7 separate regions of the Homo sapiens genome follow, and regions 1, 3, 4, 5, 6 and 7 are each linked to region 2. A link is a contact called in ENCODE Hi-C or POLR2A ChIA-PET data. All regions are on one chromosome and are shown on one strand. Each heading gives the region's core, a stretch centred on a gene start or an enhancer-like site at or near the end of the contact. The rest is flanking DNA. Distances are from core to core; before and after follow the strand shown.

Region 1 (2,731 bases), core at 95-2,594, 650 kb before region 2:
TTAGTCATGTATATTTTAAATGCTAACATTTGATGAATGTAAGTTTCCACATTGTTGCTGTTTCTGCATTTAAACATAATTGGGAACAACTGACATTCTCTAGTCGACTGCCAGGGCCTTAGACTCCACATGTCCATTTTTGTTCAGGTATAGCTTTTTATAGCAAGGGCTGCATCTAGCTTCTTTTATTAGAAGTGTGTGTGCTAAATTCCTTATTAATGTGTAATCAGTTTACATTGTTTTGTATAGTGAAGGTGTATTTTCAGTGCTACCCGCTAGCTGATTTTAACTTTAGGAATAAAATTAGTTTTAAAAGCTTTTGTTTACATTGTCTTGGTCAGTTCCTAAATCAAGTGACCTGGCCTAGCACCCCTCTTCAGAAGAGATGGTGGGAGCACCTTCAAAGATGTCACATGGGGGCCGGGTGCGGTGGCTCACGCCTGTAATCCTAGGACCTTGTGAGGTTGAGGCTGGAGGAATGCTTGAGCTCACAAGTTCAAGACTAGCTTGGACAACATGGCGAAACCCTGTCTTTGGAAAAAATTAGCCAGGCGTGGTAGTCCCAGCTACTCAGGAGGCTGAGGTAGGAGGATGGCTTGAGCCTTGGGTGTGGAGGTTACAGTGAGCCAAGATCACACCACTGAAATCCAACTTGGGTAACAGAGCCAGACCTTGTCTCAAAAAAAAAAAAAAAGAAAAAAAAGAAAAAAACAATGCCACATGAGCAACAGTGCTTACATTTCCTGCTTGCTTATCAGTAAGGTTAACTGCTGATGTGCTGTTTCTTGTGTCCAGGTATTGCGCTAGGTGCTGTAGTTGCCTCTGCAGTCCTCAAAGCAACTTTCTGAAATAAACATTGCTTTGCTTCTCTAACCTCTGAGAAGTTAGACTTGTCTAAAACCTCATGGTTAAAAAGTGGCTATGCAGAATTTGAACCTAGCTCTGATGCCAGAGTTGCTCTTAACCCTTCCAGTACCACATAAGAAATGAGAAACTTGGGCCAGGTGTGGTGGCTCATGCCTGTAATCCTAGCACTTTGGGAGGCTGAGGCGGGTGGATCATGAGGTCAAGAGTTCGAGACCAGCCTGGTCAACATGGTGAAACTGTCTCAACTAAAAATACGAAAATTAGCTGGGCATGGTGGCGGGTCCCTGTAATCCCAACTACTCAGGAGGCTGAGGCAGGAGAATCGCCTGAAACTGGAAGGCGGAGGTTGCAGTGAGCCAAGATCGTGCCATTGCACTCCAGGCTGGGCGACGAGCGAAACTCCGTCTCAAAAAAAAAAAAAAAAAAAGAGGAACTTGAGCTATTATGCAAAAATGTTGTGAAATCTCTTTTAGGTCCAACTTGACTTGACTCAGGATGGTTGAGTTGAGACCAACTGTCATTTCAGTGCAGCTGGGAGTGGCCACTTCTCAGAGTCTGTTATCTCCTGACTGTGCAGTGAGTAACACATATGGCCTTGGGTGCTCAGAATTTATTAGTCCATCAACAGAGCTGAAAATACCTGTGAACACCAGGAGGCAGATGCCCCTGTGCTTTGGGCAGAAAGTTTGTGTGGCTAATAGTAAAGAAAAAAATTTTCTGCTTTTGAAGATCAAAGCATGTAAATCAAGGCCTCCCACTTGTTTGTCTGCAACCACAATTGGTAGTAACTGGCTTGAGCAGGTCATGGTTTCCCTTTAGAAGCAGCATAAGTTGCCAGAGTTTTGTGGGCACTTGTGCTTTTTGTCTAAACTTTTTTTTTTTTTTTGAGACAGAGTCTCGCTCTGTTGCCCAGGCCGGAGTGCAGTGGCGTGATCTCAGCTCACTGCAAATTCCACCTCCTGGGTTCATGCCATTCTCCTGCCTCAGCCTCCCAAGTAGCTGGGACTACAGGCACCCGCCACCACGCCCGGCTAATTTTTCTGTATATTTAGTAGAGACGGGGTTTCACTGTGTTAGCCAGGATAGTCTCAATCTCCTGACCTCATGATCCACCCGCCTCTTCCTCCCAAAGTAATCTTTTGATGAGACTCTGGAAATCTTAACATTTCCTCCAAATTGGTAACTTGGTGGTGGCAAGTCTTTAAATCCAGGCCATAGAAGCTAAGCAGTAGGTGCTGGTTTTGTCTAAACTTAAATTCAAAAATTCAGATTTATACAGTCTTAGTTTAAAGCAGTTTAATGTTTACTCTTAGATTTGTGTATTAAGTTTTAGTGGCTTCTTTATAGAAAGAGTACAAAATGCTTGGTGGATTTTTTAGATAGTAGTTTGAAGTAACCCTGGTTTATTAGCCAGATAATAGAAATGTCAGACAACAGAAATGTTTAGTGTAACAGGCTTGATACTTGGAAATTGGCTTGTTTGGCAGAGGGCAAGCATTTCCCCCTGGAATTTGAATTTTTAAACTGGCATGCCTTTCTACCCCCTCCCCCCCCTTTTTTTTTTAAAGACAGAGTCTTGCTGTTGCCCACCCAGGCAGAGTACAGTGGCATGATCATAGCTCACTACAGTCTTAACTTCTGGGCTCAAGCAGCCCTCCCGCCTCAGCCTCCCCAGGAGCTGGCATATAATGCATACCACCATGCCTGGATAATTTTAAACAATTTTTTTTTTTTTTTTTTTTTTTTAGACAGAGTCTTGCTCTGTTGCCCAGGCTGAAGTTCAATGGTGCAATCTTGGCTTATCGCAACCTCCGCTTCCCAGGTTCAAGTGATTCTTCTGCCTTTTCCTCCTGAGTAGCTGGGA
Region 2 (2,700 bases), core at 101-2,600:
CCCAGACTGGCTTTGAGCCCCGGAAACCTTGACAGCTTTCTAGAGGTGTCTGTCAGTTAGGTTGTGCCACGCGAAGTTGCCGTTTCTGCAGGTCAAATAGTGGTGGACTATTGGCAATTTCTAGGCACCTCTGGTCTGGTTGATCCAAATCCTCCAACCTGTGGCACATTTATTTAGCGCTCATTTTGTGCCAGCCTGCCTGCTAAGCAACTTATAGCCATTTTTATTTGTATTTATTTTTCTTTTTGAGACAGGGCCTCGCTCTGTCGCCCAGGCTAGAGTGCAATGGCGCAATCTCGGCTCACTGCAACCTCCACCTCCCGGATTCAAGCGATTCTCCTGCCTCAGCCTCCCGAGTAGCTGGGATTACAGGGGTGCACCACTACGACCGGCTAATTTTTGTTATTTTTAGTAGAGACAGGGTTTCACCGTGTTGGCCTGGCTGGTCTTGAACTTCTGGCCTCAAGTGATCCACCCGCCTCGGCCTCCAAAAGTGCTAGGATTACAGGCATGAGCCACCGCGCCCCACTATAGCCATTTTTAAACTGTCCCAAGTTTCTGAGGAAACGGAATTGTTCACCATTTGACAGAGAAGAAAACTCTGGCTCAGATACTCCCCTTTTAGAATTGTTTCGGGGGCTGGCTCGTCCGTCAAACTTTAAAAAAATAACAACAGCATGCTGAGTTGAAGTTAAAAGAGCTGGGGTCTGGAGGTCGCTGGGCTCAGGGGCGCTGCCACTCAACAGCTGCGCCGAGCTGGGGACGCGCAGGGGAAGCAAGTTCCCAGCTCTGTGGACTCCAGGTCTGAGAAAAATCCTGTCGGTATTCAGCCACCCAGTGTTCCCATCAATACGATGAGAATAATGAGGACAATAGCCACCACGTCCGGCAAACTCAGGCGTGAGCTGCGAGGACTCGGTACCGCCCGGCAGGGAAAAAGCAGGGCCTGGAGGCCGAGGAGCCCCACCCGCACCCACCACGTGGAGCCGGCCGGGCCTGCGGCGAAGCCACAGGGCGACTCCCGGGGCGCGGAGCGGGGCGGGGGCGGGACTAGCACGGCCCCACTCTGCCGACGCCTCTCCCAGGTCGCGACACCGGCGAGCCGCTCCGCCCGGCCACCGTGTCCCTCAGCACCCACGGACGCCGGGAGAGGAGGAGGTGGCGAGGGGCACGGCCGGGAGGCGTGGCCTCCGCTTCCCCTTTTTTTTTTTTTTTGGTCCGCCTAGCTAAGGAAAGGTTCCCCTGCGCCTTTAAGAGGCCGACGCGGGCAGCCGATTGGCCCAGACGCCTCGGTGACGTCACGCCGGGGCCGGAGCCCTCCCCCTCCCGCCGCGCCGCGCGCTCGCGGACAGTCGGCGCGCGGGCCGGGCCGGGCCGGCGCCCCTCTGCCTCGCGCGCTTGTCGCGTTGCCCCGGGCTCCGGGGGATGCCCCCGGCCGAGCCCTTCTCATGGCCGCCGACGTCTTCATGTGCTCCCCGCGCCGGCCTCGCAGCCGGGGCCGCCAGGTGCTGCTCAAGCCCCAGGTGTCCGAGGACGACGACGACTCGGACACGGATGAGCCGTCCCCGCCGCCCGCCTCCGGCGCGGCCACCCCGGCCCGGGCCCACGCGAGCGCCGCGCCACCGCCGCCTCGGGCCGGGCCGGGCCGCGAGGAACCTCCGCGCCGCCAGCAGATCATCCACAGCGGCCACTTCATGGTGTCGTCGCCGCACCGAGAGCACCCGCCCAAGAAGGGCTACGATTTCGACACGGTCAACAAACAGACGTGCCAGACCTACAGCTTCGGCAAGACTAGCTCCTGCCACCTGTCCATCGACGCCTCGCTCACCAAGCTCTTCGAGTGCATGACTTTGGCCTACAGGTAGGGACCCCCGCGACCCCCTGAGGCCCCGGCCGGAGGCCCTTGTTTGACAAAACAAGCGTGGAGGGAAGGGCCGCCTGGCAACCCCGTGGCTTCATGCATTCCCTTTGGGTCTTCCTCCTTCGGGAGGGTTTATGGATCTGGGGTTCCCCGCGTTGCCAGAGGAGCCGGGGTCCTGGCCTCTTCCCCTGCCAGCAGTGCCGGGGTCCTTTCGGGTTCACGTTCCCCATCCAGGCCCTCCCCTCCAGTGTCCTGGGACCACCGATGTTGGACGAGGAAGAGGTATAAACACTGGCTGCATCTTGTGTTACCCGACTCTATCGACTCCTTCCTCCAAACGCTTTGTGTGTTTCCCCCATATCCAGCAGCGGTCAGGACCACCTGTTCGGGGTGACTGGAGGCTGGCTCTGCTGTTTAATGGTTGTGTAACACCTCGGAGCCTGTTTCCTCCTTTATAAAAGGGGAATGACTGTAGTGTCTGCCTCCAAGGGGCTGTTGTGGGGATGGAGTGAGATAGGTAAATTGCTTATTCCAGTGCTTGGCCAGAGTTAGGTGTCCCTGCACCTGGAGGCTGGCCCCCTTACAACCTCATCGGGAGGCCCGCCCCCATCTCGGGAGGGCTTTGGGTGCCTCCTAAGAAGACTTTTGGTGCCACAGCTGTTGGAGGTGCAGTCTGTCCTTCTGGCAAGTTGGAGGGTTTTCTGGCCGGTCCTGAAACATTATATGAGGGAGATGTCATTGTTGAGGGCAGACATCCCAGACACCGTTCTGACATGTGGATTCGGCTCTGGGCAGAGATTCCTCTTTTCCAAGTCACAGAAAATGCCTGGCCCTCAAAG
Region 3 (2,700 bases), core at 4-2,503, 700 kb after region 2:
ACTAAAAATACAACAAAGGTGGCGTGGTGGCGGGCACCTGTAATCCCAGCTACTCGGGAGGCTGAGGCAGGAGATTTGCTTGAGGCCAGAGGCAGAGTTTGCAGTGAGCCGAGATTGTGCCATTGCACTCCAGCTCAGGCAACAAGAGCCAGACTCCATCTCAAAAAAAAAAAAAAAAAAAGTTTTTTAGAGGTGGGTGTCACCATGTTGCTCAGGCTGGTCTCAAACTCCTGAACGCAACAGATCCTCCTACATTGGCCTCCCAAAGTGCTGGGGTTACAGGCCACTGCGCCCAGCTTTCTTGATTTTAAATTCTAAGACATTGCTTTGGTCTCCCAAACATGAGCCTATCAGTAAAGCTTCAAAATAAGAAATCTTAATTTTGTTTTTCCATTTTCAGATTGTATTTTTTGAACACAAGGGCATGTTTTGGCATTTCATATTCAACCAAAAAGTAAAGTTGAAACCCTGTAAGACCGACCGTATTTAGTAATTGTGTTGCTGTCTGATGGGTTAAGCATTCAGGGATGGGCAGCCGGGGCTGAAGTGTGATAAGCCTTATTTTTTCCTAGTCCCGTTCCCACATCTTAGGAAGAGTGAAAGGGGGATGAAGAGGTGACTATGGAAGAACAGGTGAAAAAGCTTAGATTCAACCCAGAATATCGTAGATTTTGTCATGACAAAGTACCGTGGTTCTCCTCATTGCTTTTCAGGAGCTCCCAAGAGTAAATTTCCCCCTCTTCATCTGTGATTCTTGGTTTAAAGTATCAAAGGTGCTAGGGTAGCCCGCAACTGTTATCCCCGAGGGCTGGGCTCTGCCTCCACGCATTCGAGTGTCAGGTCCTGTTCTGGGAGCCAGCTACACAGGAGCGAGCACGGCCGAGCTCACGGTTATTAGGGGGAAGATGGAAGATAGGGAAGTGAGCAACTCAAATGTCATAAACCAGAGTGCTGGGGGCGGCGCAGCAGCCTTTATTGACTTCTTCATTCTCTGGGTAGTGGTGAACAGCCGGTTCTTTCAGGCCTTCCAGCGCCGGAGCCTCGGGCGTGGGCAAAAAGCGTCCATACGCAGCCTGAGCCACTTGGGAGCCCCCAGTTTCCGAGGCAGAAGAACAGTGCCCACCAGCGCAGCGGGGCTGCGGCCCGGAAACCCTGGCGGGGAGCCCCGAGCCCCGGCGGGCGCACGCCGCGTGGGCACCAGGCAGGCGGTTGGAGTACGGGGCGGGGGTCGGCCGAGGGCGCGGGGCCCCGGGGCTCCGGGCTCGCCCCCGCCGCTCGGGGCAGGCGCGCCGATGGCGTTTCTGAGGTGACGCCGCCCACACCGGGCTTCTCCGGGGGCGGAGGAAACACCTATGAACCCTCCGGCAGCCTTCCTTGCCGGGCGCCAGGTAAGCAGCGGTTCCGGGCGCGGCGGGGCGCCGCGGGAACGGTGCACATTGGTCGAAATCTATTGCTTCTCAAGAACGGTGTCTACTTAAAATGTGAAACAGGCCGGGCGCGGTGGCTCACGCCTGTAATCCCAGCGCTTTGGGAGGCGGAGGCGGGCGGATCACGAGGTCAGGAGATCGAGACCATCCTGGCTAACACAGTGAAACCCCGTCTCTACTAAAAATAAAAAAAAAAAAATTAGCCGGGCGTGGCGGCGGGCGCCTGTAATCCCAGCTACTCGGGAGGCTGAGGCAGGAGAATGGCGTGAACCCGGGAGGCAGAGCTTGCAGTGAGCCGAGATCGCGCCACTGCACTCCAGCCTGGGCGACAGAGCGAGACTCCGTCTCAAAAAAAAAAAAAAAAAAAAAAAGTGAAACAATACACTAGAGGAAAACGGCGTCACGACCGTTTCCTTAACCCAATAACACCTTGTTATTCAGCCCGGGCCACAGAGTAGCGCGTACCCGGTGCTTACTGTTTAAGGAGGACGATTGGCGTCTGGGGAGCTGCTTTCCCATTTACCTCTCAGGGTGTCCTTAATTTACACAACCTGGCGAGTAGAGGAAGGAGCTCTCACAACTCCACTGTACCAAAAAGTCTGGAAGTGGGCTTGCCCAAGGTTCGCGTCCATCAGTGTAAGACGACCTGCCTTTGTGTACTCGGCTTACTGCCTGTTTTCCTGGAGTGGAATATGTGCTCCTTGCCTGGAGGTCTGTGGCCCAGCCACTGGCGCTCAATAAATTATTTGTTGAGTGCATGAATGAAGGGCTAACCCAACACTGGAATTCAAGCCTTGGGACTTGAAATCCCTTGACTCCAAATTCCATTTTCCTTGTTAAGACTAGCAACTGTAATTTATTCATCATTCTTATTTATTTATTTTTGAGACAGGGTCTGGCTCTGTCCCCAGGGCTGGAGTACAGTGACGCAATGTCGGCTTACTGCAGCCTCTGCTTCCCGAGTTCAAGCAATCCTCCCGCCTCAGCCTCCCAAATAGCTGGGACTACAGGCTCCCACCACCATGCCGAGCTAATTTTTGTGTTTTTAGTAGAGACAGGGTTTCGCCATGTTGGCCAGGCTGGTCTCGAACTCCCGACCTCAGGTGATCTGCCCACCTCGGCCTTCCAAAGTGCTGGGATTACAGGCGTGAGCCACTGAGCCCAACCTCATTATTCTTGTTTATTTACAAATCTTACTTTTCAAAAAGCAGTAAGGAGGTACAAAGGGCCTCTGTTGAACCTTTAATTACTGTCTTTAAGGTGGAACTCTATT
Region 4 (2,815 bases), core at 3-2,502, 820 kb after region 2:
CAGCCCCAAACCCCCATTTTAACTTCTTCCTGAAACTGCTCCAGGAACCTTCCTTAGTCCCAGACACGTGGGACGCAGTGGTACAAAGCCAGCCACACTAAATTTCCCACCTTCCCTTCCTCGGTGGAGGGGGCAACCCTTACAGAAAAACGTATCCTGTCGCCACCCTTAGGCCCATCCACGAACTCCCGTAACTCTGCTGGGGCCACTTCAAAAGAAGTCAGACTCCAGGGGCATTATTGGGACCCCTTAGATACATGGAACCTTCAAACCTTACCCTGGCTATGGTATGACCATGGACTCCTGCCTCCAAACCCTGGGCTGGGGACCCTCGCCCAACCCTTAAAGAGCCTCAGAACCACCTCATAGACTCAGCTACAGACCCTCAGCCTCCCGAACCCATCTTGGAACCCTCAATCCTCTCCTAAGAGTCCTATTTGGATAGTCCACTCAGTCCCCCAAAACCTACTCTGATCCCCTATAGCTGCCTCAGTCCCCCTGGTTGTCCCCAACCTTTCCTCTCAAAGGAAACCCCCCAACCTCTACCAGATCTAGCTCTTGGTCCCCCTCAGTCACCCCTAATCCTCGCCTCCGACTCAGCCCTTATTACTCTCCCCGCTCCTCCGACCAAACCAATCTCAGATCCCCCCAGTTCCGTCCTCTTCCGCCTAGACCCAACGATAGCACTCTAATCCCCAAATTCCCATTCCAGGCTCCCTAATCTCCACTTCAGACCCAGCCTTAAGTCTTCAGACCCAGCCTTAAGTCCTCAGCCCCACAAAACCTTGTCTCAGGACCCCCAATCGGCTCCCCAAGCCCCGTCTCAGGACCCTTTTTCCCGCCTCCGCCCTAGTCTCGGTCCCCTCAGTGCCTCAAACCCCCTCTCAGGCCCCCTATTCCTGCCTAAGCACCAGTCGCGGTTCCCTGGCTCCCGCACCCCGCCCCAAGCGCCCCCATTTCTAGCCCAGTCCCCTCAACACGACCGGAGGCGCCGCGGTCGCCTCCGCCTCCGGCCACCGTTCGAGGAGCGAACCCCGCTCGAGGCCTCACAGCCGCCGCCTTAAGCCCAGCTCGGCTCACCTCCTCCATCTTCTGCACCATCTCCGTCAGCTGGCCCTCGTCCTCCAGCAGCTCGTTGAGCTGCACCAGCGACAGCCCGGCGAACCGGGCTTCGCTCCCGGCGCCCGCCATCCCCACGTCTCGGCCGTCGTCGCCACCGCCGCTGCGGCCACCAGGCTCCGCCGACCGGAAGCGCCGCCCTCAAGGGCCGCCCCCCGCGGGGGGGACACGTGACGCCAGCCCTGGGTCGTGACGTCATCACCGCGCGGGCGGGCGGACGTGACGTAAGTGTCGCGGCTCGCTTGGAGTGGAATGTGTCAGGGACAGTCGGGACTTCTAAAGGGAGGGGAAGGGCCCTATGATTGGGCTGTGACGCGTGAGCGCATTAATGACGTCACTGCGGCTCGGGAGAGCGCGCCATGAGGTCATAAGAGCCTTTTTCCTCCAGGAAGAGAGATACCGCGATCCAAGGAAAACAGGCAGTGGGAAGGAAGTTCCCGCAGCCTGTGAGCCCAGCCCGATGCACGGAACCCAAAAGACAGAGACTTCATGGGGAAACAACTTTAGGTGTCATTGGTTACTTGGAATTGTGGAGCTGCCACGTCATTCATTTAACAAATATGTTTTGAGACCTACTCTGTACTGGGCATTGAGTATACAGTTCTGAATAAAGCAAAACGGACCCCTGCTTACATGGAGCTAACAGAATGAAAGAGGACGCAAACAAAACAAGAAATAAGTAAAATAATTAGGCGATCACAAATAAGGGAATGGACACTGAAATAAGAAAATAAAAAGACCTTTAGGGTAGTAAGAGATGGCACTTTCGGAGAAGGTGGCGTCTAAGGAAATGTGAAGGATGAGAAGGGAGGAACCAGCCACCATTCCTGTAGGAAGCTCAAGGCAGCAAAACCAGCACGTGCAAAGGCCCTGGGACAGGACTAACTTGGTGCATTCAGGAATGGGAAGAAGGCCAGTAAGGCTGGAGCATTTTGAGCAAGGACCCATTGAGTGGCCCCTTTGCATCACCTCAGAGGAAGGTGCCCAGACATCCAGGTGGGCCAACCTGTGCTCTTTCAGAAACAACACGATTTAGGGTGCAGTCGCTCTCAGTCTCTCAGCTACCGGGAAGCCTCTTAAGATCCAGGAGCCTGGGAACTCATTATCCTACTTTGGAATCTGTCACAGTTCTAGTTAGAAGAAACCTAAGGCTGAGGTTAACCATGACAGCCCCCTAATTTTACACATAAGGGAACTGAAGCCCTGAGAAGGGGAAATTTTTTGGGCTTTTGCTTTGTTTCTGAAAATCAAGTAATTGGCAGGTCTCCTGGCTCCCAGTCTGGCGTCCACCACGCTGGCATCATAACACACTGACCTCGTCTCATAACTCAGCTCTGAACACAGTCGAGGCATTCAGCAAATGCTTATCGGCAGACTTAGGGGCTTTGTGTATAAAGCTGATTCTTCTGCAACTCCATGGGTAAAACATAAGGTCTGTGTTCTCCATCCATACGTTAGGCTGGGCTCTGCCAACCTCTTCTCTCCTTCCAGCCCGTTGTACTAAGGGCTCGTGTTTGCAGAAAAATGATGAAAGTTAGAGGAACTATTGCTTTTTTTATTTTTTGAGACAGAGTCTTGCTCTGTCGTCCAGGCTGGAGTGCAGTGGTGCGATCTCAGCTCACCTCAATCTCCGCCTCCTGGGTTCAAGCGATTCTCCTGCCTCAGCCTTCCAAGTAGCTGGGACTACAGGCATGCG
Region 5 (2,700 bases), core at 18-2,517, 850 kb before region 2:
GCAACCCACCTGCCTTAGCCTCCCAAAGTGCTGGGATTACAGCGTGAGCCACCACACCTGGCCTCACAATATACTTTTATTGGACATCACTGTTGCAGATCTAATGCGGTGTAAAATGATTTTTAAGTGCACACTGATATAAGAAATAACATTGGCCAGGCACAGTGGCTCATGCCTATAATCCCAGCACTTTGGGAGGCAGAGACGGGTGGATCACTTGAGGCCAGGAGTTCAAAACCAGCCTGGCCAACATGGTGAAACCCCCTCTCTACTAAAAATATAAAAATTAGCCAGGCGTGGTGGTGCGCACCTGTAATCCCACTACTCAGGAGGCTGAGGCACGAGAATTGCTTGAACCCGGGAGATAGAAGTTGCAGTGAGCCAAGATCATGCCACTGCGCTCCAGCCCGGGTGACAGAATAAGACCCTGTCTCAAAAACAGAACAAAGACTAAAACGTTTTGGAACTAGACAGAGGTGATGATTGCACAACATTATGAATGTACTAAATGCCACAGAATTGTCCAGTTTAAAATGGTTAATTTTATGTTATGTGAATTTCATCTCAATTTCTCTAAAAAGGTGAGTTGATCTTAAAGTATTACATGTGAGGTACACAGGTGTGTGTGTGGGTGTTACGGTACAGGAAATGACAAAAACTTGAACACCCCTGTTGTAAGCCATCCCTCTTGAGGGAGTGGGGACTTTGAAGACCTGAGAGAAGTCCAGGCACAGTGGCCCATGCCTGTAATCCCAGCACTTTGGGAGACCGAGGTGGGTGGATCATCTGAGGTCAGGAGTTTGAGACCAGCCTGACCAACATGGTGAAACCCCATCTCTACTAAAAATATGAAAAAATTAGCCAGGCGTGGTGGTGCACGCCTGTAACCCCAGCTACTCGGGAGGCTGAGGCAGGAGAATCACTTGAACCCAGAGGTTGCAGTGAGCCGAGATCGCGGCATTGCACTCCAGCCTGAGCAACAGGAGCAAGACTCCATCTCAAAAAAAAAAAAAACCTGAGAGAAGCCCCTTGGTCCCAGCCTTTCTCTGACAGCAGTGGTGACAGGCTCAGCTCTCCTCCGAGTGCAGCCCTGTCACTGACCTTGCTCCTGTCTCAGGGCTGGGAAGACTGTTGATGTTGTCATTCCAAAGATCCCACCTGGATCAGGGGAACATCCCCCACAGAAGGGTTAGCCATACAGTGCCAGATTCTCCAGGAGAAATTCACCAAAGAAATGGAGTCCCCTTGGGGACAGATTCAACTTGTATTGTCAGCCAGGAGCTGACGTGGCACTTCTGAGAAGAGGCCGGCGCACCTGCTGGCGGGTGCTTTGTGCACTTTTCAGACAGGTCAGGATCCAGCCTGTAGGCAAATTTACTTTTGCTTTGACCTGTAAAACCGGATCTGCCCAGCCTTCATTCTCTCCCTGGAGAACGCCTGCGGCCCCAAAGCCAGGCCTACTGATTTCCAGTGAGGCCACAAATCCCCTCCCTGGTTAGCAATTCAGTTTTCACCGCCTTGGGGGAGAGGGCCTGCCCTTCCTTGAGGGGAAGAACCTGGAAGGCTCGGCTCAGTGTCTTCTCTTGGAAGAGAAGAGTGTGCATGCAGAAGGGTGTAGAAAATGCTAGACGTGTTTCATCTTCTTGACAAAATGACATTGTAAGATGTGTGTATATGTTTTTAAAAATATTACATAGGGGCTGAACATGGTGGCCCACTCCTGTAGTCCAGCACAGGGAGGCGGAGGTAGGAAGATTGCTTGAGGTCAGGAGTTCAAGACCAGCCTGGGCAATGTAGGAAGACTTCATGTCTACAAAAAAAAAAAAAAAAAATTTCATTAGCCAGGCATGGTGATGCATGCCTATAGTTCCAGCTACTTGAGAGGCTGAGGTGGGAGAACCCCCTGAGCCTGGGAGGTCGAGGCTACAAGAAGCTGTGTTCATGCAACTGTACTCCAGCCTGGGCAACAGAGCAAGACCCTGTCTCAAAAATATATATAGGCTGGGCGTGATGGCTTATGCCTGTAATCCCAGCACTTTGGGAGGCTGAAGCAGGCGGATCACTTGAGGCCAGGAGTTGGAGACCAGCCTGACCAACATGGTGGAACCCTGTCTCTACTAAAAATACAAAAAAAGTTAACCAGGCATAGTGGCTCACACCTGTGTAATCCCAGCTACACGGGAGGCTGAGGTGGCAGTGAGCTGAGATCGCGCCATTGCACTCAAGCCTGCACTCGAGGTGACAGAGTGACTCCATCTCAAAAAAAAAAAAAAAAAAATATATATATATATATATATACACACACACACACACAGACACACACACACAATACATATATATATGTGTGTATATATATATATATAACATGGTTATGTGAGTATTTGTATGTATTTTATTAACAGTAATGTTATCATTGTTTTTCAGACCTGCTTTTTTAAAGGCTGCAGAAAACTTCACTCTTTTGGTTAAGAACAACATCTGGTATCCCAAATTTAATTTCAGCAAGTAAGTGGTGGCCAGGTGTGTGAGTTCACCAGGGTCTTGGAGAAACTTCTGGCTCTTCTCTCTTCTCTGAGGTTTTCGTCGCTCTGATTTTCTGCTTCCTCTCGACTTTAGGAGGAATATCCTTCCCAACATCACCACTACTTACCTCAAGTCGTGCATTTATGATGCTAAAACAGATCCCTTCTGCCCCATATT
Region 6 (2,733 bases), core at 149-2,648, 900 kb after region 2:
GCAAGACTCCGTCTCAAAACAAACAAACAAACAAACAAAAAACAAAAAAATTAGCTGGGCGTGGTGGCGCCTGCCGATAATCCCAGCTATTCGGGAGGCTGAGGCAGGAAAACTGCTTGAATCCGGGAGGCAGAGGTTGCAGTGAGCGGAGATCGCGCCACTGCACTCCAGCCTGGGTGAAACTCTATCTCAAAAAGTAAATAAACAAATAAATAAACTGATAGGTACAACACACTCATCTTGCAAACTGCTGCAAACGGAGAGGGGGTGAGGGTGGGGTGGGGTGCTGCATGTGCCAGGCCTGCCTGGTGGGTGGCTGGGGAGCCGACCTGCCCTGGGCCTCCTGGGGAAAAAGGGCAGTTAGGCGGGTAATGAACATTGATCTGGGGAAATGGATCCTTTCCTAGATAGCAGGGCCTCTCACTATCACTGGGCAATCAAGACGACTGTAAAACGTTAAACACCTTCTCGGGCCGGGCAGCTCTGCACGAGAAAACCCCAAATCCCACATACTTCCACCACTCCCAGAAGCCCTGTGGTGGTTAACTGGGGAACTCTGTAGGGTTCAAACGCCATATTTGCCCCTTACTGGATGTGTGACCTGCGGCGGGTCCCTGTGCCTCTCTGGGTCTCAGTTTCCTCATCTGTAAGACGGTGATATAATAGTACCTAGCTCAAAGGTTTAATGCTGGTAGATTCCTGAGCAAAGGTCCGGGGAGAGAAGAGGCTCGGTCTGCAAGAGTTGTCATTTGTTGGCTGCGGTGAGACCACGCCCCGTCGCCCTCCCACACCTGACCCCGCCCTCCCGCGTCCATTGGGAACGCCACCGGAAGTAATGCGAGACGGAGCGTTTTGGTGGAGACACTCACTGGGGCAATCTGAGGTAATCCAACAGACTGTGGCGGAGGGACCGGAAGCGCCAGGCAGGGACCCGGGGTAGATGCTAAATCCAAACTGAAACGTACAGGGCTGGATGATTGAAGCACCAGCGGGAACTAGTCGGACCTCCGAGCTCTTTAAACTGTCCTCAGCTCGGCTGGTTCTCCACGAGCTCCGGGCAGACGGCGGGGGGTGGGTCGGCGTTTAAGTCAAAGGCCTTGGGGCTCCGAGTCCCTTCCTCTCCCCGTCCTGTGAAGGCACGACCCAGTTCAGCTGTCTGTAAAGTGGAGCCATTAGTCCCTGCCTCGTAGTGGGAAAACTGGGAGGCGGAACGAGGAGGCCGCCGGTCCCAACCCGGCCCAGGAGCATCTTTCTCCGCAGACCGTTTCCTGGCGAGGTGCGTCTTCGTCCTTTTCCGCCCTTGGGAACTTAGAGCGGCCCCTTGGCCGCTGGTTCCGCGCCTCCCGCGGTTGGGGGCGTGCCCGAAGTCTCTCTACGGAAGCTGGTAGGGCTGTGGGTGCTTCACTATGGCGACGGTGGGGGCTCCGCGGCACTTCTGCCGCTGCGCCTGCTTCTGCACCGATAACTTGTACGTGGCGCGCTATGGGCTGCACGTGCGCTTCCGAGGCGAGCAGCAGCTGCGCCGGGACTACGGCCCGGTGAGTGGCCGCTGTCGTCCCTACGGAGCAGTGGGCAGAGAGGGGTAGTGGAGGAGGGAAGTTCGTCCCCAGGGTCGTTTGCTTTGCGCACGCCGCGCACCGTATCTTCAAATACAAGAATGACGGCCTCTCTCTGCCTCGGTTTTCTCACCGTAAAGGGGTAATAGTATCTCCCTGTGAGATTGTGAGGAAGGAATGAACAAGCATGTAGGGTGCTTAGGACAGGGCCGGGCTCAGCTTGCCGCCTCACAGCAACACCAGCCCGGAGCCCTGTCCTGAGCTTGACAGGGTTCCGCAGTTCATTCTCTCCATGATCCTTTGAGGTCGGGGCTCCTCTCCCCATTTTAAGCAGGGGAAACTGAGGCTTAGAGAGTGAAGGGATTTCCTCAGGTCATACAGTCATGCTCAGTGTTCTTTCTGCTCCCAGATCCTGCGCAGCCGAGGCTGTGTTAGCGCCAAGGACTTCCAGCAGCTGTTAGCAGAGGTACCAGTCCCCTGCCCCTGCACAGCTCCTCCTCGTTAGATTTGTGTCCGCAGCTTGAGGACACAGCTTGAGCCTAGCCTCAGTCCCTGATCCCTGAAGGGTCACTTAGGCCCTCACTTTCCTCCTTCCTGCCCCCCACTCATCCCTCCACACCTGAGTCTTGGCACCAGGAGAGAGAAGGGGAAATGCTAAGTTGCTAAGTTGCCTAGTCATGCCGTTCTTAACAGCTCTGTGAGATAAGCACAAGCACCACTCTCATTTTGGATTGAGAAGCTGAGGCTTAAAGAGGGATCCCTTGCCCAAGCTTTTACAGCAGGAGCAGATGTGATCCCAGCCACAGCTTCCAGGCCCCTGGGCTCCTCACACCTTACCATATACCCCGCAGGCTGCTGCCAGGGCTGCTGCCCCACTCCCTCCTCCTCCTTCCCCTGGAGTCAGTGGTGGGAAGCTTCCCAGGAGAGTCCTCAGCAACCTCTGGAACACAGGACTTGGCCATGACTGTCTCCTGTCCCTGTGTGGGCCCAGATGGTTGAGGTACATCTAGGGGTTCTCATCCCAGCTAGGCTCAGGTTGGGGCAGCCTGAAACAGGATGGGTCCCCTTCTAGAAGTCCCTTTCAGCTAACAGTCTGGAACTTGCAGTTGACCCAGATAGATTCAGGAGTGTAGGCTAGACTTGGCTTCCAGCCTGGGCCCTGTCTGGCGTTCTGGGC
Region 7 (2,731 bases), core at 115-2,614, 950 kb before region 2:
CAGGGTCAAGGGATCCTCCCATTTCAGCCTTTCGAGAAGCTGGAACTACAGGTGTGCACTCCCGCAACTGGCTAATTTTTTTATTTTTTGTAGAGACAGGGTTTTGCCATGTTGCCCAGGCTGGTCCCAAACTTCTGGGCTCAAGCAATCCTCCTGCTTTGGCCTCTCAAAGTGCTGAGACTACAGGTATGAGCCACCGCACCCGGTCTGCACCTATCTTTGTGTTTAATACGTGACTCCACCCTGTTCCAATAATGTGTCTGTCAGTTCCCTTACTAGAGCTGCTTTAATTACACAGATTTACCATCGCTCTTAATATCTCCGTGGTCACCGGTTTATTTGTGAAGTGTTCACCCCATGGCCTCTGGGGACTCACTGTCTTTCGGCTTTCCTCTCCTCCCTACTCTGCCTCAGCTTAGTCTCCTTGGTGTTGGTGTCCTTCAGGGATCTGTCTTCGGTCCCCCTCCATGTCACTCTACCCTCTCCCTGGGCAGACCCCTGGCTCCACTCTTGCCCCTTCCGCCCATTTTCCATGGTGCAGCTAGAGTGCTCTGACTGAGCTGCAAATGAGACCATGCACACCCGTTTATAAACCCACCTATTGTTCTCAGGGTAAATTCCAGACAGACTCTTTAACACCAGAACATAAGGCTGGACGAGATTCAGGTCCAAGTAGTTTGTTTGGGAGGCGACCCAGGAAGAGGAGTGGGGAAGTGAGACAGGAAAGGGAAGGCAGTCAACACAGGAAGCATTAAAGAGTAGGTCAGGAGGCCGGACGCAGTGGCTCACACCTCTAATCCCAGCCCTTTGGGAGGCTGAGGCGGGCGGATCACCTGAGGTCGGCAGTTCTAGACCAGCTAGGGCAACATAGTGAAACTCCAACTCTACTAAAAATACAAAAATTAGCCGGGAGTGGTGGCACGCGCCTGTAGTCTTAGCTACTAGCGAGGCTGAGGCAGGAGAATCGCTTGAACCCGGGAGGCGGAGGTTGCAGTGAGCCGAGATCGTGCCACTGCACTCCAGCCTGGGCGACAGAGCAAGACACTGGAAATAAATAAAACTAATTAATTAATTAAAGAGCAGGTCACGGCTGTGGGCATCTGGGCTCAGACCCCCTCAGGCCCTCTGGAGACTGCCTAGACTTGTCTCAGAGTTGTCCCACCTGGGGGAGGAACGGGTATTTAACCAGCAGTCCCTCAGCCTTGGAGCCTCTATTCTCTGAGAGTCACATTCTCATTCTCTCTCTCCCTCTCTCTCTCTCTCTTCCCACCCCCCTTCTCTCTCTCTCTCTCTCCCGCCATCTTCCTTTCTTTCCTCCCTCCCTTCTCCCCCAACGGAGGTTGGCCCTTGACGCCCTGTGTGATTATGGCCCCGCCCACAGCCATAGCTGATTGGACCAGGGATAAAGAATTAGGCCAATCAGATTCATTCCCCTTGAGTTCTGGAACTGGGCAGGGGATCTGGGCTTGCATTTGAACTGTGGAACCTAACTTGGAGAGCATTGCTGAACCACGTGCCCTGGGAGAAACAGAGGAAGCCAGTGTTTAGAGAGACTCGCAATGGGCACACAGAGACAAACAGAGGCGGGCTTCAGACAAACTGAAAGAGCAACCTCAGCACAGGACAGTTTGGTTTCTGATTCTATTAATAGGTTCTCATGAGGTTGGGCACATTTCCTGCACTTGCAGTCTGTGAGATAAGTGTTTCCTCAAAAAAAAAAACTCCCTTTTCTGCTGAAGAATGTCACTTGATTTTCTGTAAATTGTAAACACACCCACACACTCACAAGACTAAGAAATCCACCGTTCAATCCCCAATTTTTTTTTTTTTGGTAACTTTATATTCCTTCCATCACGAGGTCAGAACATTTCATTGCTGCTGTGAGACTCTCCAGAGTTCTCATTAAAGAGTTCAAGACAATGGCTGTTCCGTTAGCCTCGATCTCTGAGTGATTACAGAGAGCTGAGCCATCTGGGAGACCCATGATGGACATATAGTGTGAGTGAGAATTAATTCATCACTGCTATAAGCCATGAGACACTGAGAGTGCTTTGTTATTGCAGCATAACCTGTCCTATCCTGATAGAATCATAAGAAGTGCTGAGAGACAATTTGCTGGAACTGATATTTACAGGGAGAAGAGAGCCAGAGAAAGATAAGACAAAGATTGGATGCAGTGGCTTATGCCTGTAACCCCAGCACTTTGGAAGGCTGAGTCAGGAGGATCACTTGAAGCCAGGAGTTCGAGACCAGCCTGGGCAGCATAGCAAGACCCTATCTCTACAAAATTAAAAAAAAAATTAACGAGGCTTGGTGGCATGTGCCTGTGGTCCCAGCTACTCAGGAGGCTGTGGTAGGGGGATCACTGGAGCCCAGAAGTTTGAAGCTGCAGTGAGCCATGATTGCGCCACTGCACTCCAGCCTGGACGACAGAGCAAGACCCAGTCTCTAAAATAAATTAATTAAATTAATTTTTTAAAAAGAAAGATAAGATAAAGAGTCATAGAAGTACAAATGAGAAACCAGGAGAACATGGGACCCAGGAAAGTCATGGAAACCAAGGGAAAATACTGGTCCAAGATGCAGAAAGTAGCCAGTGATGTTGAATGCATCCAAGAGATCAAGTAACATAAGGAATAAAATATATCCACCCAGTCTGGCAACTGAGAAGTCTTTGGTAACCTCTTTGAGAACAGAATCCATGGAGTGGAGGAGGTAGCAGTGATGAAAT

The links. Hi-C counts contacts between places; a loop is a spot of excess contacts on that map. ChIA-PET counts read pairs that join two places held with the same protein, here RNA polymerase II (POLR2A). Pooled maps may share reads with other maps.
Region 1: a loop to region 2 is called in a pooled map, with 4 times the contacts of the local background. The contact joins the enhancer-like site here to the promoter of MLXIP in region 2. A Hi-C loop is called at or near these places in 1 of 50 pooled maps. POLR2A ChIA-PET finds 5 or more read pairs at or near these places in 2 of 52 experiments (CD8-positive, alpha-beta memory T cell and H1).
Region 3: a loop to region 2 is called in a pooled map, with 2.5 times the contacts of the local background. The contact joins the promoter of CCDC62 here to the promoter of MLXIP in region 2. A Hi-C loop is called at or near these places in 1 of 50 pooled maps. POLR2A ChIA-PET finds 5 or more read pairs at or near these places in 2 of 52 experiments (activated B cell and naive thymus-derived CD4-positive, alpha-beta T cell).
Region 4: a pooled map shows a loop between it and region 2 (5-fold over the local background). The contact joins the promoter of VPS37B here to the promoter of MLXIP in region 2. A Hi-C loop is called at or near these places in 2 of 37 single-sample maps with no recorded cell type and 8 of 50 pooled maps. POLR2A ChIA-PET finds 5 or more read pairs at or near these places in 2 of 52 experiments (HepG2 and PC-9).
Region 5: a map with no recorded cell type shows a loop between it and region 2 (2.7-fold over the local background). The contact joins the enhancer-like site here to the promoter of MLXIP in region 2. A Hi-C loop is called at or near these places in 1 of 37 single-sample maps with no recorded cell type.
Region 6: a pooled map shows a loop between it and region 2 (5-fold over the local background). The contact joins the promoter of OGFOD2 here to the promoter of MLXIP in region 2. A Hi-C loop is called at or near these places in 1 of 168 maps with a recorded cell type or tissue (naive thymus-derived CD4-positive, alpha-beta T cell) and 6 of 50 pooled maps. POLR2A ChIA-PET finds 5 or more read pairs at or near these places in 1 of 52 experiments (CD8-positive, alpha-beta memory T cell).
Region 7: a loop to region 2 is called in a pooled map, with 10 times the contacts of the local background. The contact joins the enhancer-like site here to the promoter of MLXIP in region 2. A Hi-C loop is called at or near these places in 6 of 50 pooled maps. POLR2A ChIA-PET finds 5 or more read pairs at or near these places in 2 of 52 experiments (activated CD8-positive, alpha-beta memory T cell and activated naive CD4-positive, alpha-beta T cell).

What each region holds. Positions count from the first base shown.
Region 1 is chr12:121,424,032-121,426,762 of GRCh38, forward strand. RNF34 (ring finger protein 34) reads left to right here. Exons shown (of 6, transcript NM_025126.4): 6 at 1-317. It also overlaps a transcript of KDM2B not described here. Among named protein-coding and RNA genes, the nearest start is that of MIR7107, 19 kb to the right of the region's middle. RefSeq lists an enhancer at 1,479-1,558. Within about 2 kb of position 1,345, at least 8 of the 41 ENCODE cell types and tissues checked have a DNase peak (open chromatin) inside an H3K27ac peak, as active enhancers do.
Region 2 is chr12:122,077,406-122,080,105 of GRCh38, forward strand. MLXIP (MLX interacting protein) reads left to right here and starts at 1,351. Exons shown (of 17, transcript NM_014938.6): 1 at 1,351-1,861. The coding sequence starts at 1,449. RefSeq lists silencers at 894-1,173, 1,184-1,633 and an enhancer at 1,694-1,933.
Region 3 is chr12:122,773,319-122,776,018 of GRCh38, forward strand. It overlaps CCDC62 (coiled-coil domain containing 62), which reads left to right and starts at 1,254. Exons shown (of 13, transcript NM_201435.5): 1 at 1,254-1,388. The coding sequence starts at 1,353. RefSeq lists silencers at 1,092-1,301, 1,824-2,118 and enhancers at 1,401-2,094, 1,482-1,621.
Region 4 is chr12:122,894,872-122,897,686 of GRCh38, forward strand. VPS37B (VPS37B subunit of ESCRT-I) reads right to left here and starts at 1,253. Exons shown (of 4, transcript NM_024667.3): 1 at 1,081-1,253. The coding sequence starts at 1,191. RefSeq lists an enhancer at 917-1,066 and a silencer at 1,247-1,396.
Region 5 is chr12:121,226,109-121,228,808 of GRCh38, forward strand. It overlaps P2RX4 (purinergic receptor P2X 4), which reads left to right. Exons shown (of 12, transcript NM_002560.3): 6 at 2,425-2,505; 7 at 2,617-2,700. Among named protein-coding and RNA genes, the nearest start is that of P2RX4, 17 kb to the left of the region's middle. RefSeq lists an enhancer at 1,211-1,260. Within about 2 kb of position 1,268, at least 15 of the 41 ENCODE cell types and tissues checked have a DNase peak (open chromatin) inside an H3K27ac peak, as active enhancers do.
Region 6 is chr12:122,973,846-122,976,578 of GRCh38, forward strand. OGFOD2 (2-oxoglutarate and iron dependent oxygenase domain containing 2) reads left to right here and starts at 1,399. Exons shown (of 7, transcript NM_001304833.2): 1 at 1,399-1,538; 2 at 1,966-2,022. The coding sequence starts at 1,407. It also overlaps a transcript of ABCB9 not described here. RefSeq lists an enhancer at 844-1,303.
Region 7 is chr12:121,127,712-121,130,442 of GRCh38, forward strand. The region is part of intron 2 of LOC105370032 (a long non-coding RNA gene); the gene reads right to left. Among named protein-coding and RNA genes, the nearest start is that of P2RX7, 3.8 kb to the right of the region's middle. RefSeq lists an enhancer at 1,275-1,569. Within about 2 kb of position 1,365, at least 29 of the 41 ENCODE cell types and tissues checked have a DNase peak (open chromatin) inside an H3K27ac peak, as active enhancers do.